Regions from separate parts of the Homo sapiens genome. Here all the other regions are linked to region 2. Evidence: chromatin loops called from intact Hi-C (ENCODE). Cell type or tissue: MCF 10A. All regions are shown on one strand. Each heading gives the region's core, and the rest is flanking DNA. Links, peaks and the distances in the headings are about the cores only.

Region 1 (5,000 bases), core at 1-5,000, 730 kb before region 2:
CATTCAAGAGACTGTGGCTAAAAGGGGCCCAACAAGGCCAATGTACAGCTCAGGCCATTTCTTCAGAGTGTAAGCCCCAAGCCTTGGCAGCTTCCACATGGTACTGGGCCTGTGGATATGCAGAAAATGAGATATGAGGTTTGGGAACCTCCGCCTAGATTTCAGAGGAAGTATGGAAACTCCTGGATGTCCAGGCAGAAGTCTGCTGCATGGACGGTGCCATCATGAAGAACCTATACTAGGGCAATGCAGAGGGGAAATGTGGGGTTGGAGTCCCCAAGTACAGTCCCCACTGGGGCACTACCTAGTGGATCTGTGAGAAGAGGGTCACCATCCTCCAGACTCCAGAATGGTAGATCCACCAACAGTATGCACTGTGCACCTGGAAAAGGCTCAGACACTCAATGCCAGTCTGTGAAAACAGCCACAGGGCTATACTCTGCAGAGCCACAGGAGCAGAGCTGCCAAGGCCTTGGAAACCCAATCCTTGCATCAGTGCACCCTAGATGTGAGACATGGAGTCAAAGAAGATTATTTTGGAGCTGTAAAATTTAATGACTGCCTTGTTGGCTTTCAGACTTGCATGGGGCTTGTGACTCCTTTGTTTTGTCTAATTTCTTCCATTTTGAATGGGAACATTTACCCAATGCCTGTACCCCCATTGTATCTTGGAGGTACTTAACTTGTTTTTTATTTTACAGTCTGATAGGCAGAAGGGACTTGCCTTGTCTCAGATGAGACTTTGTACTTGGACTTTTGAGTTAATGTTGGAATGAGTTAAGACTTTGGGGGACTGTTGGGAAGGCATGATAGGTTATGAAATGTGAAAAGGACATGAAATTTGGGAGGGGCTAGGGCAGAATAATATGGTTTGGCTCTGTGGCTCCACCCAAATCTCATCTGAAATTGTAATCCTTACGTATCGATGGAGGGACCTGGTGGGAGGTAATTGGATCATGGGGCAGTTTCCCCCATGCCATTCTTGTGATACTGAGTGAGTTCTCAAGAGATCTGGTGGTTTAAAAGTAGCACTTCCTCCTTCACTCTCTCTCTCTCCTGCCACCATATAAGATATGCCTTGCTTCCTCTTCACCTTCTGCCATGGTTGTAAATTTCTTGAGACCTCCCCAGTCGTGCATAACTGTGAGTCACTTAAATCTCTTTTGTTTATGAATTGCCCAGTCTCAAGTAGTTTCTTTATAGCAGTGTGACAACACACTAATACACCATACAAGTCTAATATGACCTCTGTCTAGTCTTTGTCTTAGCATCTCTTGTTGAATCACTTCATTTCTCTTCATCCCCCATCACCATTATTTTAGTTCAGGCCACAGTTATTTCTCTCCCATATCACTTCAACAGCCTCCTAACTGATTTCCTTTCTGTCACACTCCCTGTAATCAAGTCTCCATCTTGTAGCCATGATAATATTTCTAAAACCAAACTATGTCGTGGCACATTTAAGGTGACCAACAACCCTGGTTTGTCTGGGATAGAGGGGTTTCCTTAAACACAAAACTTTCAGTGCTAGAACTGTGAAATTTCCACAAAAATAAGGACAGTTGGTCCCTCTGGCTTTATTAACCCTTCCAGAGCTTCCCTCCATCCTCAGGATACTGGGAACAGTTATTGATATGAATTTGAAGGCCCAATTGCTCCTTTTGTGAATCAAGTCCATCCCTTATTCTTTGTCTCAACCTTAGTTAAGTACTTCTCATTCTCTGAGTCAAAGACCCTATTTATATTAGATATTTGCCCATGCTATTCTGTTTGGGCAAAATATTATTTCTCATTCCTTCACTTAGTGAACTCTCTCATCTTTAATTTTGTCACTTTTGTCTAGAAACCTATAATTACTAAGATTGGATGCTGTGTTGCTCCAATGTTTGCTCATATAGCCCACAATTCCCCCCATTACAGAACTAACCACATGCATTTGTAGCTACTTGTTTATTTCTCTGTTCCTCCCATTGCACTGTAAACTCCTTCAGAGCAGGAATCATGTCTTACTATTTTCTGGTACCCAACCCCTCACAGAGTATCTGGGACTTAGTAGGTCCTCAAAAAAATCTGTTGACTGAAAAAATAAGTTAATTTTATGAGAATATTTGAGGTCTTAAAAGGGCAAGTTGTCTTACAAAACATAGTCTATTTTTTCCCATAAACGTTACCAAAGTGTTTTAATACTATATGACAAATTAAACTGTAATATTAATAATTTAAAACCACATTTTATATACATTTGCTTTTAATAGATTCCACTGGAATTGGGTTATAAACAAAAAAAAAAAACCCCATTAATTGGTATGCTTATTATATATAAGAATACTCTGTGTCCTACTGTGGGATTTTTTTAAATGCTGTTTCTGATCACTTACAAACAGAAGAGAGACAGAACGTTGCTGCAGAAACTATTCCAGTGCATCAAATCATTACTTCAGCTCAGAGGGCAGTATGGATTAATCGCTTCAGCATCCAAAATGAGCTCTGGTTTTGATTTCCCTGAGGTTTCAAAGGTAACAAACCAAAACCTCCTATTTTTATGTTCCAAGGAAATATAACTGAACCCACAGTACTCACATAACTCCAGAAAGTGGCCCAAACAGCTGCTGCTGCTGCTGCTGAAACCTTTATGTGCGGGTTTTAACCCAGAGGAAACATTCTCGGACAAGTGCGGATGAGGGCTTTCTGCACAGGATTCAATACTCAAAGTGCTGACATGCAGGATGACAGTATGGCATGGGAATTGGTATTCCAGGCTATGTTATTATAAAAAATTATATGTGACTGCTTCCCAAGGAAAACAAACCACCAAGCCAGCCTGCCTCTATCTTTCAGTCGAAAGCATAAATGTGCTAAGACTCTTTAAAAACAGAGTAGTGGGATTTTCCCATTTTAAAGTGACCTTCTCATTTATCAATAATCTGGCTCTTGTTTTTGTTAGGTGAAGCCTCAGGGGATGATGATTTAATCTGTACAAATATGATAGGAAGGAACGCTAGTGGTGAAATTTAAACAATGACCTTCTTGAATTTTCCAAGGAATGATTTTCACAAGAACCACAAGATGGCATTGTCTACTATGGGACTGTGTTCTGACACTCAGCAAGAATTGACAGCAGAGAACGGAGACAAAGTTGTTTCCCATTCCTCATTTTGTTTGGAAGATTTTGTACCTCCCTTCTACATCAGCTTTATTCACCGTGTTGTGTGGTTGTGGTGAGTGTTGGTTGTAAAGAAGAAGAGGTGATTGGAAATAAGTTTTGACAGCCCCGAGAAGGGCACTGAAGGGCTATAATGAAACGAAGAGCACAGGAAATTTGGGTGAGAGGATAGGTGCACCCACTGCCCCCCAGACCCCGTCCCTGATTCAAAGACAGCTTGTATTTGCACATCAATGCAAAGAAGATTTAGACCTGATCCAGTTGTTGTGGTTCAAGCAATTCAGATATTTGTTTTGTTAATCATATTCCAAGGATTTTATTTCCCTTTGGTATCTTATCTTATATCTACCTATACAGCTCCATAACTAAATTTCCACCGTTGTCTGTGTAGGATGGAAGGCAGGCTCTCATTTCTCATCTTTGGTCCACAAGTATGGCACCATAATATAAAGCAAAAGGAACAAATTCACAGCAAGTGCCTACACTGAACCCTGTACTTTACAAAAAGTTGCTCAATTTAATCCTCACAACTCCATGTGGAACTGAGGCTCAGAAAGGGTCAGAAACTAGTCCAAGCTCACAAAGTGACTTGCTACAATTTAACCTCAAATCACGTTAATCTTTAGGGTCAGGGGCTTTGCACTATTCCCGCACTACCTACAAATAAAAAGACACTGTGTAACTAAGCAAATCTGAAAGAAAAATTTAAGTTATCTCTTTATCCTCAGCTTACCTATCTGTATGGGGGGTTAGTCACAGACTACAAGTGCCCACAGGCATTACAAGCAGAACCATGCCTGCCTCATGCTGCTGTTCAGTGATCTGGCTGAGATGTCTGGTCAATATAATGCATGAAGCAGTTGTATAATTTCATGTTTTCCCTCAATGGACCAGAAATTCAATTACATTCATCATGTTGATTTTGTATCCCTGTGTTATGAACCACTGTTTTTCAGTTTTCACTGGGCCATAGGCATGCTCAGTGCCATGCAAGGGAAAGTTTGCAGTTTGAAGACTAAGAACTTGGTGGAAAATGTATACTGTTGAATAAGAAATCTCTGGTACAAAGTGGGAAATTTTAGATGCCTGACACTATGTTAGATGCAAAGGTGTGTAATATATAATCCCTATCCTCAAGGAGCTTACAGTCCAGTGAGGGAGAGAGACACATAGATATAACTTCAGCGAAATTTGTTAAGTGTTGTGAAAGAGTTAGGCACTGGAAGATAAGGGGACATAGAGAAGGGTCTAGAGAAGGTTTTCTGGAGGATGTGATTTATCAGATTGGCCTTGAAGGATGAGTTAAAGGCCAGTGCTAAAATGAACTGAGTTTTCACCTTACCTTCTACACTTCACTAGAAGCCTGCTTGGAAGGGAAATCTTCACCAAGTCTCAGGTGCTGATTTGAGGGTATATGCTGGTTATTCTTCATCCTCTCTTCCCTGAATGATTGACATCCCTTCTCTGAGAGGATGACCTCTAGAGACTGCATCACCTGGACTCCATTACTCTTGGGCTTCATTTGGGTTTGACCAACATGGAAACACGAGCAGAAGAGCCCAATAGCAGAAGGAGAGTGGTGTTGATAATTGCACTCCTTCTGGATTTGTTGCAGTTATACTAGTCACCATATTCTTCTATGACTGTAGCTTCTGCCATAGTCTTCCTTGGCTACAGCTCTCAACTGGGCTCCAGGAACACCATTTCTACTTATTCTTCATGTTAGTGCCTGGGTGCCTCAATATTCCTTGTTGGGTTCTTTTATACCTACCCACTCTTCTCTAAATCATTCTTTCATCTAAAAATTTTTTCACAATCCCCACACAAAGATGCCATC
Region 2 (6,886 bases), core at 269-5,268:
TCAGTTTAAAATGTTCTTACTCCTTCAACAGAACCAAGATACTAATGGTTGACAAATATCTACTGGTCAATCAAAGCATTTATATACAACAAGGGAAATAAAATTCATTGAGCTGGAAAAAAAAAAAGATGTTGGGCAAAGGGTAAAAAGTTTCAATTACGGCTGGGAGTGGTGGCTCATGCCTGTAATCCCAGCACTTTGGGAGGCTGAGGTGGGCCAATCACAAGGGCAAGAGATACAGACCATCGTGGCCACCATGGTGAAACCCCGTCTCTACTAAAAATACAAAAATTAGCTGGGCTTGGTGGCGCGTGCCTGTAGTCCCAGCTACTCGGGAGGCTGAGGCAGGAGAATGGCTTGAACCCGGGAGGCAGAGGTTGCAGTGAGCCGAGATCGCGCCACTGTACTCCAGCTGGGTGACAGAGCAAGACTCCCTCTCAAAAAAAAAAAAAAAAAAAAAAGTTTCAGTTATAAGATGAGTAAATTCTGGGAATCTAACATACAGCATGGTGACTGTACTTAATAATATACTGTACACCTGAAAAATGCTAATAGAGTAGATCTTAAGTGTTATCAACCACACACATAAAAATGGTAACTATGTGAGGTGATTAATGTGTTTGTTAATTAGCTTAATTGTGGCAATCATTGTGCAAGGTACACATATATCAAATCATCACATTGTACATCTTAAATATATACAACTTTTTTTACCCATGATACGTCAATAAAGCTGGGAAAGTGAAAAAGAGGGTCAAACACTTGCACTGAACTCCCAAATATATATGTGGCATTGCGTTGAATCAAATCCCCACTGAGGAAGCCTGAGCATGGCAAATGCATCCAGAATGAGAACAGTTCTTGCAGAATCCTAATGTCTTTCACTTGGAAGAGGGCTTGGAGGTGTTGAGTCTAACTTTTCACCTACATATTCCCACAACATACCTCTGTACAAGGTAATCTAGCCTCTGAATGCTTTTGATGCCTTCAATCTGCTGCTAACAAACGGGCATGATGAAAATGGTTGCAACTGAGGAAGCAGAACAGCCCTAGATAAACGCTCCCTTCTCTAATAAAGTAAAATGCTTTGTTTTACTCCAAATATCAAATGCCCTTGATTGCATGCTATTTTAAAAATACATACTTGGGGCCGGACACGGTGGCTCATGCCTGTTATCCCAGCACTTTGGGAGGCCGAGGCGGGCGGATCACCTGAGGTCAGGAGTTCAAGACCAGCCTGGTCAACATGGTGAAACCCCATCTCTACTAAAAATACAAAAATTAGCCGGGTGGGGTGGTAGGCGCCTGTAATCCCAGCTACTTCACAGGCTGAGGTGAAAAGAAGCACTTGAACCCAGGAGGCAGAAGTTGCAGTGAGCTGAGATCCTACCACTGCACTCCAGCCTGGGCAACAGAGCGAGACTCTGTCTCAAAAACCAAACCAAAACAAACAAACAAACAAAAAAAAAAACAAACTTGGAGAATGAAAGACTGACCTCTATTCCTAGCGAAAAATGCACCCAGGTTGGGTCCAGCTCAACAGTGACCGAATTCCTTTTCTTACCTTTCTTCCATACAGATTATGACCTGTTTCCTTCCCAAGGTGCAAATTCATCACGCAGATTACTGCCACCCAGAAGGCTTTACCCAGCATTTTCTAAGGTGCCCAACGAAAGTGGGGACAAAGCTGGAGGAGGTGGTACCTCATTCAGTACTTGTGATCTGCCTGTGCCCAACTGGTTATTTATGCAACATTCAAAAAATGAGAAAAGTAAAATTTGAAAAAGAAAACAAGTTTGTACATTATTTCTTTCCAATTCCTTGCAGCCAACCTTTGAGGCTAAAGGGCATTATTGACAGAGTAAAAAATTCCTTACACATTTTGCATATTGTGCCTACATGTGTGCAAAATGGCACACACACATATGTGTGTGTACCTGTGTGTGTCACCTGTGTGTGCCTCTGGGCGCACAAGTGCGTGTGTGCCTCTGTGTGTATGTGCATGTGTGTGCACATGCATGTGGCTTTCACACAACCAGTTCACTCTCTGGGTAATTAATATCATACCTGCCACTGGTTTCCTGTCTGACCAGGCACATAAGGTCCGGGGAGGCCCCGAAGGCTGTTCTTCACAGGGGATCCCCCGAGGGGATTTCCCACCTCCCCAGAAGCAGAATCAGCAGCCAAGGCCATGGAGTACTGCGGGCAGTTGTATAGATTGTTGTAATAAGGAAACAGAGACGGCTGGTAGAAGCTGCTGTAGTAGGTGGAGTCTGAAACCAGGTCAGGTGTGTTCTCCACATGCCCTCTGCTGGTGACAGCAGGAATATCCTGGATGACCATACGTCCCTCTAAATTGGAAGAAAAAAGAAAAATACAACATGGTATTAATGTTAGTCCACGAAACTTTACTTCTAAACCTTCCTACCCAAGACCTGCGGAGCAAGGTAGCTGAATATGCAGAAGACAAAACCATCTGTTGCTTCTCCTATAGCCAAAATAAGGGAGAGTTTCTAAGGTTCGCTTCACTCTGGTGGCACAACCGAAAGACTCAGCTGATTGTTTTTACTGAGAGTATCAAAACCATTTTAGAGGTGATTTTAATTACATAAAGCCCAACAGCACAACTTCTATCCAGAAATTCCTATCCTAATGTCAAGAAACTGAAGAGCAAATCTAGTTGACCTGATTGTGCATTCTTAAAACAAAATTAATTGTAGCCACATAGATAGGTTAGAAAGTCAAAACGAGTGGCCAAGAGTTTAGGTGAATTTAGGTGAACACCTGTTTCCTTAACTTCCTTCCACAGGTGATCAGGTATCTTCAGAAATCTGGCCAAAGGTGCGGACCAGGGGCAAACTTCTAGTGTAAGAGGTCAGTAACTATTTCAGGTTTTGTCAACTATTCAATCACTGCTGCAGCATGCTTGTGTTGCAATAAAACTTTATTTATAAAAACAGGCAGTGGGCTGATCTAACCCAAAGACTAGTTTCCCAACCTCTGGCACAGACATTAAAGTGTTTATTGTCAATTCCAATAAATGAATTCCTAAGTCATCCATCCAATGGACATTTATTAAACAATGTTCTAAGAGCCAGTCCGGGTGCCTGAAACGTCTGCCAGCTGCCGTGCCCACAGGGAGTCTACGGTCTAGGATAGAAGATGGGAAGGGAATACCACCTACCACCTACCATCATACAGGAAGACCCATAAACTTCCATGGGAAGTCAGAGGAAACAGAGATGGCTTGTAGCCTAGTTAGAAATTCATGGACAAAACTGCACCTGAGTTGCACTTAAAAAAAGATGCAGGACACAGGTGAAAAATGAGAAAAGGAGAGGAAGGAGAAAGGAGCAGCAAGGACAAAGGAGTGGAAGCAGGAAAGTGGGGGTAGAGTTTGGAATGATGGGCAGGGAAGTGAGGCTGAGGAACTGGATGAGAAAAGGGAAGGAGACATGTAGTATGAAAGATGGGCTAGGGTAAGGTGAGGCGGGCCTCAGTCCAGCTCTCCTGACTCTGGGATGTAATGGGAACCACTGAGTTCTGAGCAAGGAGGTTACACGGTCAGAGCTGTGCTTGGAGGAGATTTATCTAAGGGCAACTGCTTAGGGCAAGTGAAGGAGAGAGAGATCAGAGGCAGAAAGACCTGCTAGGGAACCACCAAAGTGAGTTCAAGGACAGACCAGAACTCTAAGGCCTGCAAATGTAAGAGAGGAGCCTGTTCCAGGGACATGTGGGGGATGAAACGCAACAGAACTGGAGGGCTGAGGGGCTGCCAGGAATTAAGATGCAGGGGAGGCAGAGAGCAGGAGCCTGGGTGTGTAGAGCAGAGGGTGGGCAGGTGTGCAGGTGGAGGGCTGGGTGAGGGTGAGGAACATGAAACGCGTGCTTTTGGGAGAGGCTGAGACTGGAAGCCAGATCCAAGAGTCACCACTGGAGGTGCTAGCTCCATCTGGGCAAGGAAGGGAGGAGCTGTTACAGAATAAAGGAGAGCCAAGACCTGGAGCGTGAAAAACAGAGAATACAACGTCACAGAGGTTAAAGCTGACTTGAATCACAGAGCAAGCAGGCTGTGGTGTCAACTGCTGCTGGGACATCAAGCAAACAGTTCTAGAAAAGACCAACAGACAACTAGGTCTTCAGGGCCTTGCGGTTTTAACCATGATGAAAGGAGCAGATGCAGGCCTGCAAGAGAGCAAGGAGCAACAAGCAACAAGAAATCCAAAGAGATGACTCCAGTGAATGGCCTCTCTCCTACCAGGACTACCAGGACGTGAGATCCAGCAAGAAGGCACCCAGCCTCCGGGCACACCACTGTGTCCTCCGTGCTTAGCACACTGCCAGACACAGTGGGTCAATATTTGCTGAAGGGACTGAGGAATAATCATTTTTCAAGTAGCTTGGCATCAAAAATAATGTGAGTTAAAAGTAAAAGCTCCAGCCAGGCACGGTGGCCCACGCCTGTAATCCCAGCACTTTGGGAGGCCGAGGCAGGTGATTCACGAGGTCAGGAGATCAAGACTATCCTGGCTAACACGGTGAAACCCTGTCTCTACTAAAAATACCAAAAAAAAAAAAAAATTAGCCAGGCGTGGTGGCGTATGCTTGCAGTCCCAGCTACTTGGGAGGCTGAGGCAGGAGAATCGCTTGAACCTGGGAGACAGAGGTTGGAGTGAGACGATATTGGGCCACTGCACTCCAGCCTGGGCGACAGAGCAAGACTCCGTCTGGGAGAAAAAAAAAAAAAAGTAAAACCTCCAGGGAGTCATAAGATCTTGTCGTTTCACTTTTATTTTGTTTATTTACTTATTTGAGACAGGGTCTCACTCTGTCGCCCAGGCTGGAGTGCAGTGGTACGATCTCGGCTCACTGCAACTTCCTCCTTCTGGGCTCAAGCGATCCTCCCACCTCAGCAGCCCAAGTAATTGGGAATACAGGCGCAAGCCACCATGCCTGGCTGATTTTTGTATTTTTTTTAAGTAGAGACGGGGTTTCACCATGTTGGCCAGGCTGATCTCGAACTCCTGAGCTCAAGCAATCTGAATTTTAATAAGCTCTTAGCTTTTTTTTTTTTTAATTTTTTTGTATAGAGATGGGGTCTCACTATGTTGCCCAGGCTGGTCTCAAACTCCTGAGCTCCAGCAATCAAACCACCTTGTCCTCCCAAAGTGCTACGATTACAGGCATGAGCCACTACACCTGGCCTTGTTTCACTTTTCTAAAAAGGTTTAAGGCTGAGCGCGGTGGCTCACGCCTGTAATCCCAGTACTTTGGGAGGCTGAGGTAGGTCTGATCATTTGAGGTCAGGAGTTCGAGACCAGCCTGACCAACATGGTGAAACCCCGTCTCCACTAAAAAAAAAATACAAAAAAAAATTAGCCGGACATCGGCATGGTGGTGCGTACCTGTAGACCCAGCTACTGCAGAGGATGAGGCAGGAGAATTGCTTGAACCTGGGAGGCCGAGGTTGCAGTGAGCAGAGATCGCGTCACTGCACTCCAGCCTGGGTGACAGAATGAGACTCTGTCTCAAATAAAAAAATAAAAATAAAGAAATAAATAGAGGTTTAAGTGTCCTTAAGCAGACAGAATTGGCTCATGAGAGAAATTTCCAGCACAATGCATGGCCCAAAGAAGGTGCCCAGAAACCATCCACTGGCTGAGTGTGTGGGAAAACAAAAACATGCAAGGGAGAGGGCAAAACTAAAGTGCAAGCTCTGGAAGGTCTGGCTGAGATCTACAACAAAATTTATTTTTGAAGCCTCATTTTAAAGTCAGCATTGGTGTCACTTTTCTCTGAAAGGAAACCAAATCCACCTATGCTAGGCTCCTGTAAATGCACTCCCAAACCACTGTTTTATTCTATTCCTTTCCTTTCTTCTCTCCTCTTCCCAGCTAATGAGATGAGACATTCCAATGCCATTATTCCACACCCCCAAGTCTGGAGAGGGCACATGTCCATTCGCTCCTCCTCAACTTCCCCACTGGGCCTTTCTCTTATTTTAAACATCAGTTTGGGCCGGGTGCGGTGGCTCACGCCTGTAATCCCAGCACTTTGGGAGGCTGAGGCGGGCGGCCTGAGATCTCAGCTCAGTCGGCCTGAGCCAAGATCACGCCACTGCACTCCAGCCTGGGTGACAGAGCAAGACTCCGGCTCAAAAAAAAAAAAAAAAAAAAACACGTTTGGTGGCGTTAAGTGGTGGTTTTCTATATCATTCTTTTGTTTTCAAGGTCATGTCTCTATTGTTTATCTGATTACAAAAGCCTTATGAGCTTCTCAAATTTAATAAATTATATGAGCATCTAAGTCAGAAAAAGAATAAATGACCTATCCTACCATGCAGTCATAAACATTAATGGTTCATTCCTATACAATCTCACAGACATTTAGGAAGGCATTTTAGACACTTAGGCCTGTCCCTGCATTAAAAACACTGAATACCTCCCACTTAAGGCCTGCCTTTCAAAAGCAAGCTTCTTAAAAAAGAAAACAAAATACAGTAGCAGACGAATAAATAGAAACCCAAGGATTCCAGCATTCCAGAATCAGGGCACAGCACAAGTTCTTGAATTTCTGCAGCATGACCTTAATCTGAACCTTTTATCAGGCCTCAGTTTATCAAGCAACAAAATAATGGCAGTAATAACTCTGAAGGTAACAAGAGAATGGCTTCAATAAACTGCATAGTAAACCTCAACTAAAATGCTACGTCAGGTCAAAGCAATAATTTGTTTTGTTACAGCTGACTGTAATTAGTTAACAACACCATCACTTTTCCACTTACCCGTATTTTATTTCCTCTTTCAAGTTATACCAAGCTTTAAGAATAAATAGGAGATATGTATTGGAAAAGTTGTTCCATACCAATATTTAAATAATAAAACCA
Region 3 (5,000 bases), core at 1-5,000, 550 kb after region 2:
GAAAGGGTATGAATCTCTGCCACCCTCAGGAAGTTTACAAACAGGACGGGGGTCCACAGCTCTGATCCTATGTCCATTCTTTGGCACCAGAGTTGCTGCCTGACAGGCTGACTGGTCCCCCTTCAGTAATTCCTCTTCCACATTCCTCCCCATTAAGGTTGCTATCTACGTTCTGTCCAAACAAAATTATATTAGTTTCAAAATAATGCAGGGAGAGGCACAGGTGTTATTATTCTGCTTATCCGCAAAGTGAGGACAAACCACTAATTTGATGTTTGTTCTTTACAAAAGAGGAAGCAGCCATCAATCAATTCCTTCCTCCGTGGGTTGGCTCGTTATTAAAATGAAAGAAAACCTGCCAGAAAACCAAACCCCTGCCCTTTATCTCTCCCTAGTAAGACTATCTCATTGATGTTCTAAGAAAATTAAAGTGGCATGAACGTGTCCTGGACGGCACGTACATTGGCAGAATCTAGTTCAGCAGCCATTAAGTTAAAAGTATTGTAACCAGGAAATAAATGCAAAGGTAAAAAACACAAGAAGAGTGGCACCTCCCAGTGCTTTGGGAAGCTGAGGTAGGAAGATTGCTTGAGGCTAGGAGTTCAAGACCAGCCTGGGCAACAGAGTGAGACCTTGTCTCTAGAAAAGATAAAATAATTAGCTGGTGTGGTGACACACAGCAGTGGTCCTAGCTTCTTGGGAGGCTGAGTTGGGAGGATCACTTAAGCCCAGCAGTTTGAGGCTGCAGTGAGCTAGAATCGTACCACTGCACTCCAATCTTGGAGACAGAGCAAGATCCTGTCTCTTAAAAGAAGAAAATGAAAGAAGGGCATGAGAAAACAGAACTCCAAGTTTGCGATGAGCCGAACTTGAGGAGCACAAGGAGATTCCTGGAAAGGTGAGAATGAGGGGAGGCCATGTTTTCAACAATGGGAGTTAGGGGAAGAACAAACAAGCTCAGAAGAGCTATTGGAGGGCGGCGGAGGGAGAAAGAAGAAACAGATTACATGAAGTATAAATTAAGAATAATTTTCATGTCCCTACTCTGAGAAGCAAATTCATCCAAGTCTGAGCCAAAGAGAATGAATCAGAATTCTAAGGTTTCTGAGTGTGTCTTCTGAGAAAAATTCAGAGACTATTGTGTACATTTGTGTATATTACCTTTAAGGACATTAACTGACACTTCCAGAGAACAGAAATGTAAATCTGTTAATGGGATAACGAAACTGGTCTGTGTCCTGTGAGCTGATTGACAGAAGTTTAGAAACGCTGCTAAACTTGTCTTTGAGCCCTGATAGGAGAGAAAGCTCAGCCCATGTCACCCCTATCAAGTGAGTGGAGTGGTATAAAAGGAACGACCAGCTTGGGCTTAAAAGCTGTAATTCTAGGGAAAGATAAGAAATAGGCTTTGAGATTTGCTTATTGCTAAATGTACAGTTATTAGCCTGGGCATGGAAACCCCTTAGAAATCATTAAAATGAGCCGTTATGTTGAGCTCCTCTAATTTTATCCTTATGAAGCCATGATATTTATATTTCCATTAATAGTTGCATGAATCTCAATTTACATTTTGAAAGTTGTCAAAGAACATGAAACAAAGCAGCCAGGACTGGCACATTTTTTGAAAGTTTTAGAATCTTTCTGTTGTTGACACCAGTGGGTAAAGAAATTTCATCTTTTAACTATAAAAGACACATGACATCTGATGAATTAGCCATGGTTTTAAACAATTACCTTATTACGCTGTCAAAACACAGTCCTTTCAACTACTCACAGCTCTGTTTTATTTTGTACTGTGGGGTTTACCTGCACCTCCCACTCAGTTTCTTCCCTTGGGAAACCCTGACACAGCATCTCATATTTTGCCTGAGTAAAAGACGATCTGGAAGTATAAGACGATTCCCGACTTCTGCTGAGGGCCCAAGGGCAGCCTGTCTGAGGCCTGAAACCACAGGACATCCATTAAGGAGAGCTGTTAAAATACCTCTGCTTTAGAGATGGCCAAACACTCTCAGTGAAAGGTGGATGAATGCTGACCTTTGGGGGCATCTGTAAAGCACATGAGGAGGTCAGAACTGAGGATGAAAAAGCTGCAAAATAGCGTCCCCCACAACTTCCCAATAGCAAAAGAAATAAGACTAAACAGTTTCCCAAAGCTGTCCCGTCAGAAGAGAAGAAGCCACTTCAAAGGACTGATTTTAAATAATAATTTGTAAAACTAACAAAAGTATAGAAATCAAAGACAAAAGGCTTTTTGGATTTTAGGTGCTCCCTCTAATCTAGACAAACTATTCAAGATCAGAGTCAAATGCAAGCCTAACTTTGACTTAATTTCATCACCACTTCTCCATTGCTTCTGCCTCCACCAACCAGGGCAACTCATGTAGAAACAGGGTGCCTCATGAAGCTTCCTGCTGAATTCTATGTAAAGGACAGTGGAAAAATGACACTCGTCACTGTTAAACCGACCGCAGGACTTTTAGGTAGGACCGTTCTATATGGGCTGTAACACCAAAGCACTGTGGACTCAAGAGTATAAAATAAGGAGAGTGGTATGGAGTTGTGAACGGTGGAATCAGTGACACTAATGTACACAGCACCTCCTTACTCCTACCTGCCTCAACCATGATTCTAGGAAAATTCGGCACATTCTGTGGTTTACATATGAGACAAAATTGGTGAATGTGTAAATATGTATAGTAAGCAACTCTCCCCAAAATGAGAAGATTTCGATCTTTAGCTACATTAAGGGATGCATCTCTTGGTCCCCCTCCCCACTACACCTTCCAAAAAAATGCCAGATGTCTAAGGTCAGGACTTACTAATGAAAGGAGGCAGAAACTGACAGGCTAGAATAAAATCCTTTGCGAAAAAATGACAACAGTGATCTCGGAGGATGCTGCAATACTTTTCAGTTTTTCCTGGTCTTGCACTTCAAGGGCAAAAAATACAATATGTGTCCTACTTTCATAAATCACGACTTCATATGTTTTGTAACGAAAAAGGTAGTCGTGTGTCTGAATCTAGAAAGTGAGTGAATTGTGTCCTCTAGTGGCTGAATATTATACTGGAACGGTAGCTTTGCTGTCATAACCTTAGGCAATTGGTTCCCTCCTGAATTTTTTCATTCTTACAAATAGGAGGATTGCTGAGTTTTGGAGCAAGGCATTAGGAATGTGGGGATTGTGTTCCTGATTTATTATCGAGACCAAGTTGCAACTAGCACCAGAAATTCACTTTGTCTTTGTCTCCGTTCCTTGGCTAATTCAAATGACTAGATTTTGCCTGGGCTGCCACTGCCCTTCCTAACTACATGGTTTGTTTATAAAAGCTTCTGTTCCATAAGCGACTGCTTGCTAAGCCTAGTAAAACCAAGTACTGGGCTTCCGCATCATCTGATACTTAGGACAGAGTTTTTTGTTTTTGTTTTTTGAAAGAGTCTCACTCTGTTGCCCAGGCTGGAGGGCAGTGGCATGATCACGGCTCACTGTAGCCTCGACCTTCCTGGCTCAAGCGATCCTCCCACCTCAGCCTCACAAGTAACTGGGACTGCAGGTGTGGACCCCCACCCCTGGCTAATTTTTTTGTTGTTGTTGTAGAGACAGGGTCTTGCTATGTTGCCTAGGCTGGTCTTGAACTCCTGGGCTCAATGGATCCTCCCGCCTCGGCCTCCCAAAGTGCTGGGATTGCAGGTGTGAGCCGCTGTGCCCGGTATGGAGCATTTGACAACTCCATATGGTACAGGAACTCATTAAGGGTTGGTGGAAGCTTCCCTTCCATGAGAAGGAGGGGGACGCTTTGATTTTGAACAAAAGAGAGTGTCAGACCACCAGTGCCCCATCCCAGACCACCTGAATGGGAGTCTTCAGGGTGGGGCTGGACACTTACTCTGATGCACAACCACCCTTCCTTCACCTAGCACTGAGAAGATCCACTCTGAATACAGAGCTAACTGGGCTTAAACTGGGAACCTATTTCCTTGGATGAAATTAAGTCCCTTTCAAGGATACTCCCCATGTCCTGCCCCTCTTCCTAACCACTTCGTTTGCAGTTATTTCTGGTTCATTTCTTTCCTTAGAAGTTCTAGTCACTAAATCATAACTCGCAGACATTCCTTCCGGTCAGGTCCTGCATGCATGCTACGCCATTCCTTTTCCCCCGCAGAAGAGAAGGTGGGTAGTACTCCTTAAGACTCCACTGCGATATGGGAGCACATCCCCGTTAGGCCAGATCAGACTTCTGGTCTGAGAACATTCAGCTGAATAGGAGGAGTCCTGAAAACAGCTAATTATCCATCAGAGAAATCATGTTCCAACTGATATGCTTGTTCTCAGCAAGCACCGTCCTCCACAGCAAGTCTGATAATTGGATAAACAAGACCTCAGAGGCTCTCGGGGGCTGAAGTGAGAGATGAAAACGTACTTTATGTGGCTCTTTTTACTGTAATCACCCATTAAAGGGACGGCAGGGAGCTTAACAGCTCATTACAACCTCATTGCCTGTGATCTCCGCACATACCCCTCTGGCGGCCGCAGGATAGGATGCCCTTGAAGACCTTGCTGGGCCTTGGCCTCAGCCCATGCTGTTTTCATTCTGCCCCCACCAGAAAGCAGCTGGTGTCTCTAGTACCAGCTGTTGGGTCACATGGAAAATAAGCCAGGAGTTGGTGCAAATGTGTTCCTAGGCAAACCACTAGCATTTTCTTAATCTGGACACAGAGCAAGGAACGCCAAGCTTGGATTCGGATAATCCTTTTCATCAGCTCAGTTTTTCCAGCTGTTCTGCTCTGCTTTCAGAATTGCTGTCCTTCTGCTTGTGATTTCTCAGAGTGTCCTGCCTGGCTCTGGTTCAGAGGACCCTGCTCTAGCTCCATGCCTCTAACCCACAGAGGCTGCACATGGCACTGCAGAGGGCCCGAGCCGCTGGTTTGGGAGCCCCTGGTCATTCCTGGGATGAGCACTTCTGGCTCTAGAAGTTGGTCTCTATCGTTAGAGCAAGGA

The links. A loop is a pair of places that touch in the nucleus more often than their neighbours do. Peaks named below come from ENCODE experiments on the same cell type or tissue, not always from the same donor. Only the 100,000 strongest peaks of a DNase experiment are listed, where the experiment ranks them.
Region 1: a loop joins it to region 2, with 19 times the contacts of the local background. A loop is called at or near these places in 4 of 110 quality-filtered maps.
Region 3: it touches region 2 in a loop (4-fold over the local background); 2 of 110 quality-filtered maps call a loop at or near these places.

Annotation. Positions count from the first base shown.
Region 1 is chr9:1,618,168-1,623,167 of GRCh38, reverse strand. No RefSeq gene overlaps it. Among named protein-coding and RNA genes, the nearest start is that of SMARCA2, 390 kb to the left of the region's middle. In MCF 10A, for the core only: a CTCF peak has its summit at 3,057 (motif pointing right); no DNase peak of the experiment used is centred there.
Region 2 is chr9:889,377-896,262 of GRCh38, reverse strand. DMRT1 (doublesex and mab-3 related transcription factor 1) reads right to left here. Exons shown (of 5, transcript NM_021951.3): 3 at 2,068-2,351. Among named protein-coding and RNA genes, the nearest start is that of DMRT1, 51 kb to the right of the region's middle. RefSeq lists an enhancer at 2,018-2,337. In MCF 10A, for the core only: a CTCF peak has its summit at 2,309 (motif pointing left); a DNase peak (open chromatin) is centred at 2,282.
Region 3 is chr9:345,936-350,935 of GRCh38, reverse strand. All of the region lies in intron 14 of DOCK8 (dedicator of cytokinesis 8), which reads right to left. Among named protein-coding and RNA genes, the nearest start is that of DOCK8-AS2, 120 kb to the left of the region's middle. In MCF 10A, for the core only: a CTCF peak has its summit at 3,049 (motif pointing left); a DNase peak (open chromatin) is centred at 3,045.